Regions from separate parts of the Homo sapiens genome. Here all the other regions are linked to region 3. The links are chromatin loops, found by intact Hi-C in ENCODE. Cell type or tissue: dorsolateral prefrontal cortex. All regions are shown on one strand.

Evidence for each region. A loop is a pair of places that touch in the nucleus more often than their neighbours do. Peaks named below come from ENCODE experiments on the same cell type or tissue, not always from the same donor. Only the 100,000 strongest peaks of a DNase experiment are listed, where the experiment ranks them.
Region 1: it touches region 3 in a loop (4-fold over the local background); 5 of 110 quality-filtered maps call a loop at or near these places.
Region 2: a loop joins it to region 3, with 4 times the contacts of the local background. A loop is called at or near these places in 14 of 110 quality-filtered maps.
Region 4: it touches region 3 in a loop (2.2-fold over the local background); 63 of 110 quality-filtered maps call a loop at or near these places.

Annotation. Positions count from the first base shown.
Region 1 is chr14:34,016,291-34,021,290 of GRCh38, reverse strand. All of the region lies in intron 5 of LOC102724945 (a long non-coding RNA gene), which reads left to right. Among named protein-coding and RNA genes, the nearest start is that of EGLN3-AS1, 21 kb to the left of the region's middle. In dorsolateral prefrontal cortex, no CTCF peak of the experiment used is centred here; a DNase peak (open chromatin) is centred at 2,410; H3K4me3 peaks cover 1,755 bases; H3K27ac peaks cover 1,305 bases.
Region 2 is chr14:33,936,066-33,941,065 of GRCh38, reverse strand. The region is part of intron 1 of EGLN3 (egl-9 family hypoxia inducible factor 3); the gene reads left to right. Among named protein-coding and RNA genes, the nearest start is that of EGLN3, 13 kb to the left of the region's middle. RefSeq lists enhancers at 2,431-2,500, 2,131-3,102. In dorsolateral prefrontal cortex, no CTCF peak of the experiment used is centred here; DNase peaks (open chromatin) are centred at 163 and 2,575; H3K4me3 peaks cover 1,390 bases; H3K27ac peaks cover 4,621 bases.
Region 3 is chr14:33,837,892-33,842,891 of GRCh38, reverse strand. No RefSeq gene overlaps it. Among named protein-coding and RNA genes, the nearest start is that of EGLN3, 110 kb to the left of the region's middle. RefSeq lists a silencer at 2,995-3,289. In dorsolateral prefrontal cortex, CTCF peaks have their summits at 2,895 and 3,102 (motif pointing left); a DNase peak (open chromatin) is centred at 3,091; H3K27ac peaks cover 859 bases.
Region 4 is chr14:34,298,645-34,303,644 of GRCh38, reverse strand. No RefSeq gene overlaps it. Among named protein-coding and RNA genes, the nearest start is that of SPTSSA, 160 kb to the left of the region's middle. In dorsolateral prefrontal cortex, CTCF peaks have their summits at 2,119 and 2,325 (motif pointing right); a DNase peak (open chromatin) is centred at 854; H3K27ac peaks cover 510 bases.

The sequences.
Region 1 (5,000 bases), 180 kb before region 3:
CAAGGGGAAATAGCAAGGCAAGGTCACCTGCAAAGAGAAGTGGCAGGCTGCAGGGAGAAAGGACTGGCTTTCACACCTGTTCATGGGTGACATTCAACTTCTTCAGCAGCCTACTGGATGTGTCACCACAATCTCAAGTAGCTCTCATTGCTCTTCTCTTTGTGTATGCCCTTGTGAAGGGTGGGTGGGATTTTGTTGCTTCTCTGGGCCTCTTGTCTCGCTGATTTTGTTAGTATGTTGTTTTCTCCCTGTTTGACTTTTATTCATTTAATTCAGATTGAATGCCTACTATGTATCAGGCATTATGTCCCCAAAATGCATATGTTCCCATACTTGCCCTTGAGGAGCCAATGATATAGAAGAGCACATGGACCCTGGAAACAGTTTCCATTCAATGTGACAAAGACTCCAAAAGAGCCGTGTATAGAGACCAGGGAAGCAGTAATGGAGGTGACATTTGAGTCAGGTCTTAGAGAATGTGTTGGACACTGATTTTTCCATTAATATAATTACTTTTTCTACTTAGTAGCACTAACCTGCTAGAAAGAGAAGTAGAAGCCAATAACTCGTTAACTCAGGAGACTGACGGACAGAACCTATTAGCTAAAGGCTAGGCTCTTATTTCAAGCAATTCAGCAAATATTCAGGCCTTAATCATTTCAGTTATTGGAGGACAGTGCCATCTGGAAAGTGAACTCTCTGGAACTTACCCTCAAGTTTCCCTGATAGAAAGACGTTCTAGGAATTGTCTTTGTCTTTGGAAATTCCTAGAATTAGCTTTGCTTTATGTTCAATATAGCTAATTTCCCAGTCTCATGGCAGACACTCAGAAAATGAACAACATGTTTAAATTGTTGCAAAGATGAAAGCAACAAAGATGAAAACAAGGATTATTACTAAAGAACCGGTTTTAATTTAAATTTCTGAAGAAATTTTACAAAGTGCAGGAACACGTGAGGTAAGCTGGCTCCTTGAGTTTGCAGTTCCTTGGAGAGCTGATGCTGAAAGCTCATAGCCTTCCTAGTGCCAGGTGGGATTCTGTGGATTTTTTTCACGTTACTTTTATGAGACAAACCCATGGATGTCAACCATGTGACACAATATCCATGACTTTCCTGGCTGTACAAATAGTTCTCTAATTTGATGCTAATAATAGGACATCTTTTTTCCTTGGGAAATACTGTTTTTTAGGCTTAACACTTCAGGCACACCCCTCCCCCTGGGAAAAAAAAAAAAAAAACCCAGTTCAATTTAATAATGATTTTTGTCTGCCTATGTTTATTATATCTGGACCCTGATAGTACATTTATCTTCTGTCATGGAGTTGAGACAGTATCTATTCAGCTGGTTTTCCAGCCCCAAACTTAAGTAGGATCCTTTACCTGCAAAACATGGGGCTGGCCTTGCGTTTAAAAGCAGTACTCATGTTTCAGTTTCCAATTTGAAACTTAGGAACTGCTCTTTCCAGACTTGAAAGTTTTCCTCCTGACCAGCTATTATATACCGCCTCCTGGGACTTTAATACAGATCTGTCATTCCTTCTAGACCTCGAACTCCTTAAGAACAAGGACAATGTCTCACTTATCTTTGTATTCCATAGCTCATTACGTAAAGGAGGTCTTTAAGAATTATTTGCAAAATCTGTATTGCATTCTTATCCTAAAAGTTTGTAAACTGGACCATCAAATGTAGATTTCCCTGTGCAAGGAGTGAAAAACAGCAAGTACCATGTATGCAAGTCTCAGAACTTGACTTCTCATAATTATTTTTTAAAACGAAGGCAAACCAGGCTGGGCACGGTGGCTCACACCACGCCCAGCCTGGTTTGCACAGGCAAATAGGGTAAGTAGGTTGCTTAAAGTTGTCTAGAAATTAAGTGATGGTTCAGATTCAAGCCATTTGGCTCTAGATCCACATTCATAATCCCTTTGCCATCTATTCTTAGCTTACCTTGTTCAATTTTCTATCCTGAGTCCCTCTAATAAGTTCTCAGCTTCTGTTTTTTCTTTAAAATCGGCACTCATCTCTGATTTATCACCTCTCTTCTGTCCCCTCGCCCCTATTCTCTCCCTCCATTTTCCCTTCTTCTCTCCCTTCTAATTCCGTTCGTGATGAGAACCACATTGTGTACCTGAAATTTATATTTCAAGCAGCTTTCTATCAGCAACCAGGAGCTTCCTGTACACGTTGCAACTTTAGAGAACACAATGCAGATGAGAATTATAAATCTCTAAGTGCGCATGTTCTTCCTTTTATGATGGGTTAAAAGACAGTTTAAAAATCACCTCCCATTTTGAGCTTTGAATCTGAGCTGAGAAGGATAGTAAAAGCAATATAAAGAAAAGGAAATCAACTTCAAAACCGGCCCCCCGCTTTTCCCTGTGAGAAGGCCACTACAAATTGTGGAGATGCTTCTCAAATGCAATTAGATTCTGCCGCTGCCTGCCGCGTCTCTCCACATTGCATCACTGTTCTCGAAATCGCTGAAGCCTCTCTTGGGACACTAGATAATCTGAAGAAAGAATAGAGTGTTCAGGCAACACAAGTTCTACAGAGAACTAAGGCACACCGATTTGCATTTCTGGGTCAGCATGATTTCACTTTCATTTAACCCTTGTACTGACCCTTGTTTTCCAACGCGTTGGCTCTTTCTGCCGTCTGAGACTGTGTGATGTGCTGAAGCCAAGAAGGTAAGTGTCCCTGGCAACCCGAAGCCTGCAAACCTCTCTCCAAGCCCCTCTTCAAGCTTCCCACCATCATTAAGGTCCTTTCAGTGAGGAATTGGCCAACATTTTAAGTGTCTCTGGATGCAGGTTTTATTCACGTTTAATAAGGTAGTTTTGTGTGTTAATGGAAAATGAAATGAATATTAGAAATCACATATTCAGATATGCTTGTGGCTGCCAGAGTTTTGCATTTCCTGCGTGGTTGTTCATCTTTAATGTAATGAGAATAGTAACGGAGAACAACGGATGTTATATTCTCTTTCTCTCTCTCTCTCTGGTAGGAGTCATGCTGAGAATCCCTTGAAAACCCACAGTGTGTCAGAAAGACAGACATGACATATATTTCTCTCGTCTTATTCACAGTATAATTTCCATTAAAAGGGAGCAAAGACCCCCAACAAGACTTAATTGCTTGCAACTTAACAGGTGTAGGTCATTAGTTGTTTATGTGCAATGAGGTCTACTTGGCTAGAAGAACCTTGTGTAAAAGTAAAGGTGCATTGCAAAATTTAAAGTGCTGGATAAATGCTAGCTATGAACCCAATATTAAAATAATTGAGATGACATGTTGATTAATTATTTGCCCAAAAGAGGTTTACCTCAATCAGTAAGAATAATTTTATTGCTTTTTTTCTTAATTATAAAAGTAATAGCCGGGTGTGGTGTCTCACACCTGTAATCCCAGCACTTTGGGAGGCCGAGGTAGGCAGATCACTTGAGTTCAAGAGTTTGAAACCAGCCTGGCCAACATGGTGAAAGCCGATCTCTACTAAAAATACAAAACAATTAGCCAGGCATGGTGGTGCACGCCTGTAATCTCAGCTACTTGGGAGGCTGAGGCAGGAGAACTGCTAGAACCTGGGAGGTGGAGGTTGCAGTGAGCTGAGATTGCGCCACTGCACTCCAGCCTGGGCGATAGAGCAAGACTCCATGTCAAAAAAAAAAAAAAAGAAAATTAATAGTTGTATGATATGTGAATGCCATCTCAACAAAGCTGTTTTTTTATGAAATTATAGAAAAGACAGGTAAACAATGGGAATAAAATCAAAATCACCAATAATCCCAGTTCCCAGAGATAAACCACCAATAGCATGATTTGTTTTACTATAATTTTCACTGTGTAAATGCAAAACTGAAGTGATGCAATAGTGTTGAAATCTCCCTTTCCTTTTCTTTCTTCCTTTCTTTCTTTCTTTCTTTCTTTCTTTCTTTCTTTCTTTCTTTCTTTCTTTCTTTCTTTCTCTTTCTTCTTTCTTTCTTTCTTTCTTTCTCTCTCTCTCTCTTTCTTTCTTTTTTTGAGACATGATCTCACTCTGTCACCCAGGCTAGAGTGCAGTGGCACAATTGTGGCTCACTGCAACCTTGAACTCCTGGGCTTATGCTACCCTCCCACCTCAGCCTCCCAAAGTGCTGAGATTACAGGTGCATGCCACTATGCCTGGCTCCCTTTTCATTTAATGTATTATAAACATTAAATATTCCTCTGCCTCCGCGTAGTGTTCTGCTGTATAAATGTTTTATAACATACTTAAGCAACCCTCTATTTTTGGATATCTAGGCTGTCTCCAAGTTTTTGATAATGTTTTTGATAGCTGTCTAATGAGCATCCTTGTAGCTATATCTTTGAGCATATCTGTGATTATTTCTGAATAAATTTCTAGATATCTAGTCATTGAATCAAAGAATATGCACCCATCTAAGGCTTTAAAACACACATGACTCTGTGTCTGTGTGTGTGTGAGTGTGTGTGTATCACATAGGAAATAAATATTAGAAATCACATATTCAGATATGCTTATGGCTGCCAGAGTTTTGCGCTTCCTGGTTGTTGTTCATCCTTAATGTAATGAGAATAGTAATGGGGAACAACGGATGTTATATTCTCTCTCTCTGGTATGAGGTATGCTGGGAATTCCATGAAGACCATTTCTTCATGGTCCATTCCATTTCTTCATTCCATGAAGAACCTTCAGGAACATTCTTCCGTAGATTCTTAATGAAGCTAAACATTGTTTCAAATGATTATTGTCCACTAAATATAAATAAATATAAATATATTTATAATATTTATTATGTATCTAGATAAATACATATACATATATTTGTATATGTTCATATAAATAATACTTATATAATATATGTGTATATATAATAAATTTGAATCAATACCTTTTAGAAGGTATATATGTAGATGTATATATACACACACGCACTCACACTACATTTATACTAGCAGTGTATATCCTTGCACTTATTTTTATATACATTCCCCAA
Region 2 (5,000 bases), 98 kb before region 3:
ATGTCTACTTCTAGGATTATAAGGAATTAACATTGAGATGACATTTCCATTTGAGAAGGAAAATAGTTGCTTTCAGTGCCTTTTATTTGATTCCTGGAGAGAGCAGACTCGCACCGACATTCAACCCCAGCGCTGATATGACAGTAATCCTCAGAGGCAGAGCCCAGCACAAAACAGCAATGCTAGAAAGTTACAATTGGAAAGTTTCCTGCCAGCTTCGGGAATGACACTGCAAAGCTGATGCCAGAAACTGCCAGAGTAATTCTCCTCATTACTGCTCTACCCACCCACTTTCAGCTCCCCAAATTAACTAGTGCAGTTGACTAATTCCTCTTTACCTTTATCATTTAGGGTGAGGCATTGCACAAAAACTCTCGACTTTGCCATATAAGGGCTGTGGTTCTCTGTGGTCCCTGGATAAGAGGCATCACCATTATCTGGAAACATGCAGTAAATGCAGATTCTTCATCTTCTCCCCAGACCTCCTGAGTTAGAAATTCACAAGTTCTCCAGGTGATCTCATACATGCTAAAGTTTGAGAACCATTGAGTAAAGTTAATGCATTAAGAAGAGATTAGATAGGGATGGTGGCGTATCTTCCTACAGTTTCCCTGTTAACAAGAAAGTCAGAGGTCAGTTGATCAGACATTAGATTATTTATTGCTAAAACTAAAAAAAAAAACAAAAAACGATTTTTAGTTCACATTTATAGCCTATTATTTGTACCAGCATATTTAATTTTCCAGAACTAGAATTGAAGCAAATTTTGGAACCAGTTCCCTCCTGTTATGGTGAATGGAGGTGAATGTCTGGCCTTTGGCAAGACAACTGCATTTGAGGCCTATGTGGACCCTGCAGGGGCTACAGAGATTTTATGGTGGGCTTGAGGTTGACCTGCACTGGGAATAACCAAAGCAAAGACAAGATGACTTGGACAAGTAGGGTCAATTTTCTTGGCCTCTTGCCTTTGTTAAAATTCCCCCTTTGGATCTTTGAGTTTACAGACTGAATACCAAGCACACTCTTTTAAAAAAATTCTTGCAATTGTTTGTATTTTGTGATTTTTCTATCACTCTGGAAGGGTGATAGGCAAGGATGAGGTAGGTGGAGTCAAATATTTCAAGTAGAACCAAAGATCTTAGTTCCCTCAAAAATGAGGTGGGGGTGAATTTGCTAATGTCAGACATTAGATAAACTGAGTTGGTAAAGCACGTCTTAAGACCTCACACTCTTCAGCCAGACCAACTGGGTTCAAAAAGGCAAGTTACCTAAGCTCTCTGTGCCTCCATTTCCTCATCGGTAAAATGGAGATAATGTTCCTACTTCATGCGGTTGTTAGGGAGTGTGAAGGAGGTCCGATTTGTGAAGCACACAGAACAGTGTTGGGCACATAGTAAATGCTTTACAAATGTTTGTTTAGTAAATAAATATAGCCACTGAATTTCATGAGTTCTAATCTACGCTAACTTGCTGTGTGTCATTTCTTTCATTCAGCAGATCTGTTTTTCCAAGTGCTGAAATGCATATGTAGGTTTCTCCTGTTTTAAGATTGTTTCGGCCGGGCGCGGTGGCTCACGCCTGCAATCCCAGCACTTTGGGCGGCCGAGGCGGGTGGATCACGAGGTCAGGAGATAGAGACCATCCTGGCTAACAAAGTGAAACCCAGTCTCTACTAAAAACACAAAAAATTAGCCGGGCGTGGTGGCGGGCGCCTGTAGTCCCAGCTACTCGGGAGGCTGAGGCAGGAGAATGGCCTGAACCCGGGAGGCAGAGCTTGCAGTGAGCCGAGATCGCGCCAGTGCACTCCAGCCTGGGTGACAGAGCGAGACTCCGTCTCAAAAAAGAAAAAAAAAAAAAGATGATTGTTTCAAGGCATTTTTCATGACATTTTGATTGGTAACTTCGTTTTTTCATATATTATCCATTATTAAAGTCTTGTCTTACCAATTATTTTGAGTTATGGATTCTTTAAGTACTTTAGGATTAAGTTCAGATGAAAATTTCAAATATTCCATTCTCTGATGAGCCTGCAGTCACAAGTATTCCTTGTCTCTGTTATGCTCAAAGCCTTTAGAGAGCCATAGGTGATGTTTTATTATTCTGATAAGGCTGTTTTCTCATATCAAAGGAAGTCGAATATTATGTTTCTCTATAGAAATACCTGTGATAACTTCTAGGTCCATAGGGTAACTTCTAGGGTTAATGACTTCTACCAAGGACTTGGAGCGGTGTGACTCAGGGCACACACTGCTGCTCACCTTCCCAGTAACCAGGAAATTAAACAAGATATGTGCAAAATGCCACCGGGCTACATGAATTCTCAGGAAACAGCAGCTGTTAATATTTGGGGAAAGGCATCAGAAAGGAAATGGTTAAATGCGTCTTGATGTCCTTATCCCTGGGCTGGACTGACCTTTGCTGATTTTATAATTGTGAGGAAGCCCGGTTGAAAACATTTCTCTGGTGACTGGGGTAGAGATGGGGGAGGGGGATGGTTCCCAGTGTCCGTTCCCAGCTCAGGCTGCCTGGCGGTGTGCTCGGGTGTGGGCTGGCTGCCACCCTCACGCAGCGCACGTAGCCCTGTCACTCAGCCATCACCCTGCTGGCTTAGAGCCAGTCCTCCACGGGAAGGGCGGCCTGCCCAAACCCAAACACCCTGTATTAATATGGCGATGTTGCCGGGCCTGTTTACTGTGCCTAATTGCATGGGCTCTGGCTGAATCCCCTCCAAGGAGAAGAATTAACCACAATGCAGAAAGGAATGACAATAGTCTCTTAAATTCCTGGCCTCTGAGCCTTTCAGTGGCTTCTTGGGGGAGGGCGATTCACTCAGAAGGTCGTGCATGAAATGCGGGATCTCCTGGAATAGAATCTTGATCCCGCACAGTTCAACTTTAGAGGCCTTTGAACCCCCTAGAATTTCGTGCAGACTTCTGTGTGTGCGTGCATATTTCTTACATCCTTTTAATGTAAGAATCTCAAAGGGCTATTGTGCCTGGTAGAACTATCATCACTGACCCAGGAGAACTAGATGGATGCTTCCACGCTCTGGGTAGTTAATGATCCTGAAGCTAGGACCAAGTTCATCTGAGGACAGGTTTTAAAGTGAGAATGGTAAATTCTCTGCTATTCAGGCACGGTGCTCTCACCTGGCCAGGAGGGTGTGGGCAGACCCACTTCACTAGAGCAACCGAGAGTCGGTTATTACTTCTTATTTTTTATTTTCAGAAGTTCTGAAGTTTCTACAATATTAGAAAATTCAGGTGTAGGTATGTGATGACCGTTGTTCTACCTTGGGAGAGAGGTCATGTGTAGCAGTGTTCTGGGTAAGTAGGTTCTGCGAGAGGAATTATTTTTAGTGTGGATTTAGGACAAATGAGGAGGGCAGAAGTAGTCTGCATTGTGGAAGTAGAGTAGTAAAAAACATTTTCATGAATAATTTGGGGTTTATTGAAAGGATTACCTACCTGACAGGTATTTGTCTGGTATTCTGAATCTTCCAAATGGTCTGGTGAGATGCTGAAGCTTTGGAAAGGTGAACACGGTGGCTGGACACAGCTTGTGTTATGGCCCACCAAAAGTGTATTTTCTCTTTCCCCCTCATTTTATTACATCAGTCTGTAACTAGAGGCACTAGAAGTCAGGAAATAGAATAGCTAGGCTTGCTCTTAACCAACAACAAAGATGACCAGCAAGATGCCAAGGTAACTGATGACAGTTTACACAAAATTTCTTACTTTTCTAAGAGCTCACGTTTGCTTACAACTATTTTCTTCATGCCCGTCTAGGTGAAGTTTGAATGTCTAAAAATTCTAAAGCACTTTTAATACTTACAAGTTAGCACTGCTTCATCATCACATTGAGACCTTTTTTGTTCAATTCTGTATAAAGGATAAGACCAGCTGGCAGCAAATGTGAACTTTTGCAGTGACATTTTCTTAAAACTTGGAGAAAGCTTTGCATAGTTGCCATCGTCTTGTAAAGAGGCCCTGTGAACATTGTTCTGTAGGAATTTAATTTACTTGACAACAGTAGATCCCACAAAATGTCCTTGAAGATCACATATCCCTGAACAAGGGAGATGATAGAAGGTTGAAGTAGTAATTCCAGTTTGCTTTTCATGTCCTCCGGATTTAAGTTGCAAATGATTTTTTGAGTTCTTTTCTCTCACTCCTTGTCAGAGCCAAGTGGAAAATAATGGAATTGGACATTTTGGCTTAATTTGTCTTTAGATTTTTTTTTTTTTAAATAAAACTTGTAAAGGGCATGTCTCTTTCAGGTTTTGTTTTTTTTTTTCTCCAGCCTTTCCTCCAGTATGCCTGCATATAGCAGTTTGAATACCTAAACGTTTTTTTGGTTTTTCTTTCTTTTTAAATAGGAGAATTTCAGATCTAGAGCTGCTGCTAGCACATATAGTGCCTTTGTTCCAGCTACTAATCCCCTTTCCCCTCCCTCAGATGAATTACCAAATGGGGCCCCTACATCAGCAGGGTGCCTTGATGAAGGCAGGACCTAAAGTATGTGATCATGGGGATGCCCTGCTCACTGGCCACAGTCAAGGCGTGTGTTAAAATATGTGCTGAACATAAACCACCTAGAAAAATAGCCCTGGAAGTGTAGCCTTCAGCTCCTCTACCCACAGCTGACTAAAAACATTGGCAAGTTTGTCACCTAGGCTGTTGTCACCCGAATATAAATGAGACCCATTTCTGGCCAGAAAACTTCAGCTATCACAGTCTACATTGTGATGAGTTGCTTGGCTGTTTTTCCAAGCAAAAGAAGGTGCATGGTCTCATGTATTTCCTCCCAACTCTTATTTATTTATTTATATTTTTTGAGACAGCATCTCGCTCTGTCGCCCAGGCTGGAGTGCAGTGGTGCGATCTCGGCTCACTGCAACCTCCACTTCCCAGGTTCAAGCAATTCTCCTCCTCAGCCTCCTGAGTAGCTGGGATTACAGGCGTGCGCCACCATGCCCAACTAATTTTTGTATTTTTAGT
Region 3 (5,000 bases):
GCTGCAATTGTTTTATGTCTCAGTCTATTAGGTACTGTACAATGCGACAGATCTATTATTTATACAGTTGTTCAGCAAAACTTTTGTGGGTTTTTAAATTGACTGTAATGTTTAGCAATTGGAATATAAATTTATTCAAGCCTCTTATTTGGTCGCCTCAATGGTGCATTACAAAGTATTTTATAGTGTCTGATCTGCTTAAGTTTTACAACCAGCTTCCATTGTTCTGCACTTTTTACAGCTAGTGCTGAGAGCAGGGCTGGGTGCCCCTGCCTCCTGTTGGCCCCTAGGGCTGCTCCCAGGGACTGGGGACTGATTCACCAGGTGAACCCAGGATGTAAACAGCACCCACCCCCTGCCTCAACTCCTTTTTAAATGCCTTCCTTTCCCTGGCTTCCTGCCAAGTGTCTATGGTGTGAGATTCTGTTTTGACCTAACCCAACCCCAGTTGGGAATTTGCCTGCCTGGTCCTAGCTATGATGATTAATACTAAATTCTCAAGCTGCTTCTTGCCATGGTTTTTTCCCTTGTTACCAACCTTCTTGAAGTAATGGAATATTACAGTCAGTCTTCATGTTCTCATGAGCCGCTTTTTCCATCGTCTTTTGGCTTCAACCATTACCCACTTATACAAACTACTTTCTCAAAGATCTATAATGACCTCTGGTTGTCAAATTTAAGTGCCTATGTTTTCTGGGTGTCTGCAGTGGTTGACATTGAACACACACTTCTTTCTTGATACCATTTCTCTCCTGATCAGCCTGACATAGCTGATGTGCCTACTTTCATTCATTCTTCTCTAAACTCTTGGTCTTCCCATGCCATCTGGGAACAGCCCAGGCCTCCTCATCTTACATGGTGCATGCACAGATCACATCTCTGCAGCCTTCCCCGTGCATTGCATTTCCACTCACCTCCTCCTCTGAACTCCCCCGTGTGTACATTTTTAATGCTATTTATCACATTTTACTTTATACTAATCGTCATAGCTGGGTCCTTCTTCCCCCGTGACTGTAAGTTCCTTGATACGGGCAGATATGGTGACTGATACAGTTTTGAAATCCCCATGCCGCCTGGCACACCACAGAGCCTCAATTAGTTTACCCACTTTCAAACATGGGTTTTTGAGAAGGAAAGGCAAGAGTGGTGTGAGACGAGGCTGGAGAGGTAGCACAGGGCCAGATAAAGATGACAAGTTTAGGAGTCTTTGAGGATTCTGGATTTTACCCAAAGAACTATATTAGCGCAGGATTTTAAATGTGGGATATGACATGGGTAAAACCAACATTTAGAAATATTTCTCTGCTGGAATGGAGAGGGGCAGGCAAAAGATGGTGGTAGCTTAGATTGATGGTGGGGGACAGTGGGAAGAAAAAAAGGAAAAGATCTGAAGAAAAATCTAGTAGACAGAGTGGACAGGAATCACAATTGATTTGATGTGAGGAATAAAATAAATGAAAATATTAAGAGCGTTTGCCAAATTTGACTTAAATACCTGGCTGCATGGGGATGCAAATTTCACAGTGAGAGACTGCTGAAGAGCTGGGTTCACTGTGTGTGCAGCAGGAGGAGGTGCAGGAAGTGAGGAGGTAATTTAGTTTGGTTCATATCGAGCTTGAGGTGCCTACGAGACATTCAGGGGTGATATCCAGGAACATGGGTTTGGAGATGGAGCTGGATCTGTGGGAATAGACAAAAGCACCTAAGAAGGGGGTAGAATAAGAAAAGAAGAGGGCCTGAGACAGAGCCTGGAAGATTCCAGCATCAATAGGCTAGGGCAAGATGGCAGAGTCAGCCCCAGACACTGAGGAATAGTTTGGTGTTCCTGGGCCTGAGGGACAGCAGTGTTCTCAGAAGGTCACCTGTGGCAAAGCTGCCAAGAGGTCAAGTAAGAAGAGAACTGAAGAGCTTAGACTGGAGGTAGCGTGGCCATGTGAGGCACTGTGAGGGCAGGCAGACGGAATGACATTGGAATGAGCTAAGAAGTGGGTAGACAGGAGGAAACGGGACTGGCTTGCAGGGAGCTCTGCTGAGAAGTTTCATTGCAAAGTGAGGAGAGATAGAGGCTGTAGCTCAAGGCATCTGTGGGGAGTGGGAGAGGTTAGGGTTTGTTTACTTGTTTTTGCTTTTAAGATAGAAGAGACTAGAACATGTTTAAATGTGAGAATGGAAGGAGGCAAGGAAGAGGGAGAAGGTAAAGACTCAGGAGCCACACATGACAAATGATGACTGAAAGCGTCAAGTTCCCAAGAAGGTGGGAAGATGGAGCCTCCAGGCTGCAGATGGAAGAACTGGCCTTTGTCTGATGAGGAGGGAAATGTCTTCATTTACAACAAGAAAGAGGAGATGATGAGTACGGTGCAGGGGCTTTGTGACAACAGGAAGGCAAGACAGCCTTTGGAGAGGCTTTAATGTCTGTGATATCAATGTGGAGCTAAAACTCTATTACTATTAATAATGAATTATCATAATGAAGCAGCTACCAGTAGCGACTGATGACTATGCTAAGAATTTGTATTTAATAATTTAAGCCTCACAACAAACTTATTGGGTAGGTTTTATTTATACCTGAGGAAACTGGGGTTCATAGAGGTTAAATAATTTGGCCCAAAAAGTGACAGTTGGTAAGAAATAGACCCAGGAATGAACCCTATGCCCATTCCAAACTCCCTGTTATTGCTATTACTGTGGCTATTGTCTGGCTATTGCTGTTACATCGGCAATAAGGGCCAACTCTTTACTTTTTTAAACTCACTGTGTGCTTCATGCTATTGGGAAAGTTTATAGTATACTGGAGAAGGCTTTCCTCGTCAATCTTAGGGTTAATTGAACTGTGTGCAGCTTATAATTCTAAGAATACTGGAAATGGATGGAGACAATCAGAAGAGTCCTCCCCCACATTGTGTTCCGAAATGCAGTGATTAGGTGTCATATTCTAGCATTAAAATTTTTTATCTGCTCCTTGTCTGCACAGGAGGGCAGCAGATATTTACCAGCACTGGAATAGTTAATGAAGCATGCAGCATTAGGTCTCTTTCTCATAACGGGCTTTGGGATTTTTGCTGTGATTGTTCAATGTACACTCTGCCCTCTAGTGGCCAAGATCTCCCTCGACCCGAGGGGTATCCACGAAACCCCACGCAGGGCCGTGGAAGGGGAGTTTCCTTGCACTTCACAATGGCTCTGTCCAAAGGATTTTCTTATGTGCATTTCTGTATTATTTTCATTCATTAGTTTCTCTCTCCATCTTCTACAGTAATGTATGATCAATTGGAAAACCCAGGTGACCCAAACTCCAGTGCCATTTCATAGCCATACAGCCTTGAATGCAGTCGTTATCACTGTGAGCCGGATCCCGTGGATCTGAACATGGGCTTTGGAGGCAGAAAGACCTGGACTCCAGGCCCAGAGTAGCCCACCTTTGTACGCGGACAGTTTCTTCCCCTGGGAAAGGGGGATAACATTACCTGCCTGGGGATTAAATGGGCAAGTGTGTACAAATGGCCTGGCACCTCACGATTGTCCAACAGATGTTGGTTCTCATGTTTCTTTGGCTTAACTCCCTGATTTCTGGGAAGATCTTTGAAGAGTAAGTGAGAATCGTCTCTGATGACAGTGTTGCGTTTAGCCGGTGTTGCATTGTAATTGTCTGATTATTGTTCATGTGCCCCATTGGACAATAAGCTTTGGTGAAGATAGGGGTCTTGTTGGTATCCCCACACCCAACACATAAGCCATTCAATAAATCTTTGCTGAATGAATAAGAATGAAATGTGTCCTAACACAAAGAAATGAAAAATGTTTGAGATGATGGATATGCTAATTGCCCTGATCTGATCACTGTACATTGTATCAAAACACCACTGTGTACCCCATAAATATGTACAATTATTATGAATCAATAGAAAAAAACTGGCTCGGCGCAGTGGCTCACGCCTTTAATCTCAGCACTTTGGGAGGCCTAGGCTGGCGGTTCGCTTGAGCTCAGGAGTTTGAGACTAGCCTAGGCAACATGACAAAACTGTACCTCTACCAAAAATACAAAAATTAGCCAGGCATGGTGGCGCATGCGTGTGGTTCCAGCTACTTGTGCGGCTGAGGTGGGAGGTTCACCTTAGCCTGGAAGATTGAGGCTGCAGTGAGCCATGACTGCACCACTGCACTTCAGCCTGGGTGACAAAGTGAGACCCCGACTCAAAAAAAGAGAAAAGCAAAGCAAAGCAAAGCAAAGCAAGAAACCCTGAACATATGGCTCCCAAATTCAAGCATCTCAAGTCATTTCCTAGGCACACTAAATTTTAAGACCTGCTCTAGAGGTTTGACCTCTAGGAGTCAAGCTATGGATAGAATTTAATTTGGGACTTACCTTTGTTCTCTATAATCTGCTTCATATCTGGTGACTTTTGACCTCAGCTGGGAAACAGAGCTCATGACTTCCTGCCAGATTCTTTGTCAAAAGAGCTAGTACGTGTGTTTATGAAATGGAGTCTGACTTAATGCAGAAGCTTTCTTTAAAGGTCTTGACCATAGTTTAGGGTTAAGGGAATTATTACAGAAGAAACAATTAGCATCTTACTAACTGACTGTAGGCTTGAAGTCTTTCCAAATAAACAATTTTCTTAAAAATGTTATTTATCTTTTACTTAAAAATGGCCCCTTTAGTCTCTGTATGCTTCTCTTCTTGAAACTGTGTCTCTAGGGTTTCCAAATGAGCTCATTACTTGATCTGGCTTGCTGCAGTTTCAGGAAGGCAGTTCCTATAATGTTCCTGATTGTTTGTTCTGACGTTCTTCAGACATCAGTTACACAAATGTAGAAAAAAAGCCCAGGCTTTCCTCTAGGTCGAGTTGCCAGTATGCTTCTATGGAATTTGATCCCCCAAAAAAACTACTTAGGAGACCCGAATCTGGGGGCAGATACATTTCCATAGCTCTTGCCTCAAGTGACTATTTTTTCAGTTTTATTGAGGTATAATTGACTAATTGTATATATTTGTAGTG
Region 4 (5,000 bases), 460 kb before region 3:
CACGCCTGTAATCCCAGCACTCTGGGAGGCCAAGGTGGGCAGATCACTTGAAGCCAGGAGTACGAGACCAGCCTGGCCAACATGGCAAAACCCCATCTGTACTACAAATACAAAAAGCAGCAGGGCATGGTGGTGGGCACTTGTAATCCCAGCTACTTGGGAGGCTGAGGCAGGAGAATTGCTTGAACCTGGGAGGCGGAGGTTGCAGTGAGCCGAGATTGTGCCACTGCACTCCAGCCTGTGTGACAGAGTGAGACTCTGTCTCAAAAAAAAAAGCTAACTAGGCCAACTAGGCTCACTCACCAAGTGATTGTCTCCCAAACACTGGTGTTATGGTGTTCAACATTCAAATTTGAGTCTCAGCAAAAGACAAATTGCTATAGGTCATGGGTCTTTGGTACCACTGTGAATGCTAAATCCATGAATACCAGAGGTTTGGTAAACTCTGTGGTCCCTCAGCTTCTTCATGGTGTTGGGTCTTTAGAGAGGCTCGGCATATGATTTATTGATTCATGATGGGGGATAATTAGGTAGGAAGAATTAGAGTAGACAGACAGAGTAGTTAGAAAGACAGACTGTTCAGGGCCCTTATAGCCACCTGCATCCAAATGAAACTATATTCTGGGTTGGAGCACAACTTGATCCTCTCTGTGAGAAAGCAGCACATGGCCTTCTCTAAAGATTTTATGAATGGGAGTGAGAAATGGAGGAGAGCCAAAGATAGCAGCTGGGCTATTCTCTTGGACCATGCAACATAAAAAATCTTTTATGGAATAGGTTCTACGTTTGTCTGGCACAGTGCAGGAAGGGTAAATGTTCTCTTGCGGCATTCTCCACCCCCTCCCCCATGCCTGCTCTCCTTTGTGATCCCTGGGAGAGAGCACTTCTCCAAGCACAAGCCGAGGAGTAAATGGTGCAGGCAGAGTAAAAGAATCCTCCCCTGCCCCGCAAGCCCCGCTGGAGGCTGCCGGCCCAGACAGGGCAGGACACAAGGCAGTTGCACAGAGAATAAAGGTGTGTGCATGTGGCTCAGGGATCTGAACAAAGCTCCAGTGGTGACAAGCGTCCCAGGAAACCAGACTGAGAGCTGGTCACAGGCCTACAGTGTATGCCAAAGTGTACCAAATCTGTGGCAGGAGAATATGTGTGGTCGCATGGAAGCAAAGCTCAGATGATCCAGTTAAGTAGTCATCCATGGGAAGGCCGGGTAAGAGCAGCGCAAGCCATGGACCATTGGAGTTCTGCGGGTCGGAAACAGGCAACATCAGGAATTAGGGAAGCTGCCCTGCTATGAGGCCAGGTGGTTTTGTTTAAAATTTTTTTTTTTTTTTTTAATAGAGACAGGGTCTCACTGTATTGCCCAGGCTGGTTTTGAACTCCTGGGCTGAAGCAGTCCTCCTGCCTCAGCCTCCCAAAAGTGCTGGGATTACAAGCGTGAGCCACTGCACCCAGCCTAAATTAAAACAAAAACAAAAGCTAAATCCACTAGCAGAGTCGGAGGAATTGGTTCTGAGATTTTTTGGTTGAGAGGACCTCCCACCCACCGCCCGCCGAATACCTTGAGAACCAATTTGTGTTACGAAGCCCAAATGGCTCATTTCTAGGTTCCTTACTAATGTAATCCTATGTAACCCTATACCCTTTTCCTGACCCTCAGCCACTTTTCTTCCTGGCTGAGGGCTGACCTATCACCTTTGGAAGAGAACACAGGCAAAGGAGGAACGGCAGAGGGGGCTAGGGGTGGGGCTGGGGCTGGGATGGCTGGTACACACACCATCTCAGGGTGGCTGGTGGCTGTGTGGGTGTGGGGTGCGCTCTGACCCTCGCCTGCAGGCCGCTTTTTCATAGCATTGCCATCTATGCCTTTGAAGCAGAAAAGAAATCCCACTTTCCTCTGAGGCCCCTTTTGTAATATGGCTTTCCTCTGGCTGGTTGGATTAGTTAAAATTTCATCAGCTTCCCTTAAAAAAATTTCATCTCATGAAAAGTGAGGATATCTCTTGAAGATGTTCTCCACCTTCAAGAAATAAAGAATCTGATGTGCTCTTATTCTAGAAACTTAGTATCTCTTGTAAGCTTAAACAAGTCAGATGGTGTGCTTTAGAACTATATAGATGTATTTGTGGTTGTTCAATGGTTGTATTAAAAGAAAAAAATGAGATTCCCACTCCCTTCTCCACCATCCCAATGTTTTGTGTTCTTCGGGGTGTGAGAGTGGGCAGGTGTTCAGACCCTGGCAAAAAAAGACCACACATCCTGAAAACCAACTCAAAATAATAGCAGCCAGCATGAGATGATAAGATCAAAGCAGTAGGGGGCAGTATGACACAATTGAACAGAGGTTGCTAGTCTAATAAAACATCAGAAACAAGGCTCTTTGAGACAACAAAGGCAAAAATTGTGCTAAGAGCTGTAAATCTTGCATGCTAAATTCTGGTGCAAGAGACAGTCATGGTGTATCATAATTAAACATGCTACTAAAACATAAATTTCTTACTGATAACTTCCTCTTAGTGGCCTTGTTTCCCAAGGAGTGAAACAGAGCTGGTCACCCATTAGCATTAATTGGAAAGATTTCTGGTGTCTTCAGCACAGATTTGCCTTTTGTGTACTGGAAACGACAAAGGAAAAATAAATCACCATTGTCATAGCCATCAGTGTTCCCTAATCATCTTTATGAGTATGAGGCTGTGTTAGTGCTGAAGGACGGGGTTTGTTGGTTGACTCCAGCATCCTCCAAACTTGCAGGCAGTGGGTGGAGAAGAAGGACCATTTATAGGTACTGTATTGGTTTCTTTGGGCTGCTATAACAGAGTACTACAAACAGAGAGGCCTTAAACCACATAAACTTATTCTCTCACTTTAGGAGGCTAGAAGTCCAAAATCAAGGTGCTGGTAGGGTTGTGCCTCCTCCAAGTCCTGTGGGGGTGATACTTGGTTGCCTCTTCTTGGCTCCTGGTGGTGGCCGTAGATCCTTGGTGTTCCTTGGCTTGTGACAGCATAACTCTAATCTCTTCCTCTGTCTTCACATGGTGTTCTCACTGTGTCTCTGTCTTTACATGGCTGTCTTCTTATGAGGACATCAGCTGTGTTGGATTAGGGGCCCACCCTAATCCAGTATGACCTCATCTTAACTAATTATAAGGATCCCATTTCCAAATAATGTCACCGATATGGTTTGGCTCTGTGTCCCCACCCAAATCTCATCTTATAACTCCCATAATTCCCGTGTGTTGTGGGAGGGACCCAGTGGGAGATGATTGAATCATGGGGGCAGGTCTTTCCCATGCTGTTCTCATGATAGTAAGTCTCATGAGTTCTGATGGTTATTATAAGGGGAGTTTTCCTACACAAGCTCTCTTCTCTTGTCTGCTGCCATATGAGATGTGCCTTTCACCTTCCGCCATGATTGTGAGGTCTCTCCAGCCACATGAAAGTGTAAGTCCAATAAACCTCTTGCTTTTGTGAATTTCCCAGTCTCAGGTATGTCTTTATCAGCAGCTTGAAAATGGACTAATATAGTCACCTTGCGGGGTACTGGGGATTAGTCTTTTTTTTTTTGAGACAGAATCTTGTTCTGTTGCCCAGGCTGGAGTGCAGTGGCATGATCTCGACTCACTGCAACCTCTGCCTCCTGAGTTCAAGTGATTCTCCTGCCTCAGCCTCCCAAGTAGCTGAGATTACAGGCAGCCACCACCACCACAGCCGGCTAATTTTTGAATTTTTAGTAGAGATGGAGTTTCACCATGTTGGCCAGGCTAGTCTTGAACTCCTGACCTCAAGTGATCCTCCCACCTAGGCTTTCCAAAATGCTGGAATTATGGGTGTGAGCCAGCTCACCGGGCCAAGGCTTTCGATATATCTTTTTTTGGGGGGGGACATAATTTATCCCAACAGGTCATAGATATTTTTGAGTTGTTTGGATTCTGCCACCTGATCTGACCTGTTACCATATCATAGCATCTCTCAAACAGGGCCAGTCAATTCTGGCTGCCTACCAGCCTACTGTATCTTCCTATAGACTATTTGCTAAACAGTTACCTGAGTAATCCTTTTAAAATGCAAATTGATCAACACAAGCTCCTGCTTAAAACCCTCCAGTGGCTTCCTATCCCTCTTAGAATTCCCAGGCTTAAGTGATTTGGCCCCTGGTGTTTCTCTGATCTTTCCTTTTTTTTTGGACACAGGGTCTCGCTTTGTCACCCAGGCTGGAGTGCAGTGGCATGAACATGGCTCACTTCAGTACAGCTTTGACCTCCCAGGCTCAAGCGATCCTCCCGCCTCAGTCACATACGTAGCTGGGGCTATGGGGATGCATCACCATGCATGGCTACTATTTGTATTTTTTGTAGAGATGGGGTTTTGCCATGCTGCCCAGGCTGGTTTCAAACTCCTGAGTTTAAGCAGTTTGCCCACCTCAGCCTCCCGAAGTGCTAGGATTACAGGCATGAGCCACTGCGTGTGGCCTCTTTCACCTCTTTTAACTTCCCTTTCTCCAGCACTTTACTTCAGGTACTTCTCCTTTGACATGACAGGCTCATTTCACCTGGGCCTTTGCCCTGCTATTCCTTGCATCCAGAATGCTCTTCCCAGAAACGTGCATGGCACCCTCCCTCATTTCCTTAAGGGCGATGCTTATATATCACCATATCAAAAACAACACACTCTTTTTTCTCTGCCTTTTTTCTCTTCACTTATCCGTGTGTGAGAGTTTATCATATATCTATTTGTTTATTACCTGTTTCCTCACTATAGTATAATCTCTATTAGGAGTGAAACTTTGTTTTGTCCACTTCTATATCCTCAGTGTCTAGAACAGAGCCTGGCACACGGTAGGTACCCAATAATTGTCTATTGAATGAATGAATGAATATATCTCATTTAACCCTCAACCTATTTCTCAAGCCAGGTTACATAGCAAAAGACCTATCAACTACTTGAAGGAAAAGCCAGAAATCAAACCCAGGTTGGCCTGACTCTTTCCAAGATGCAAGAATATC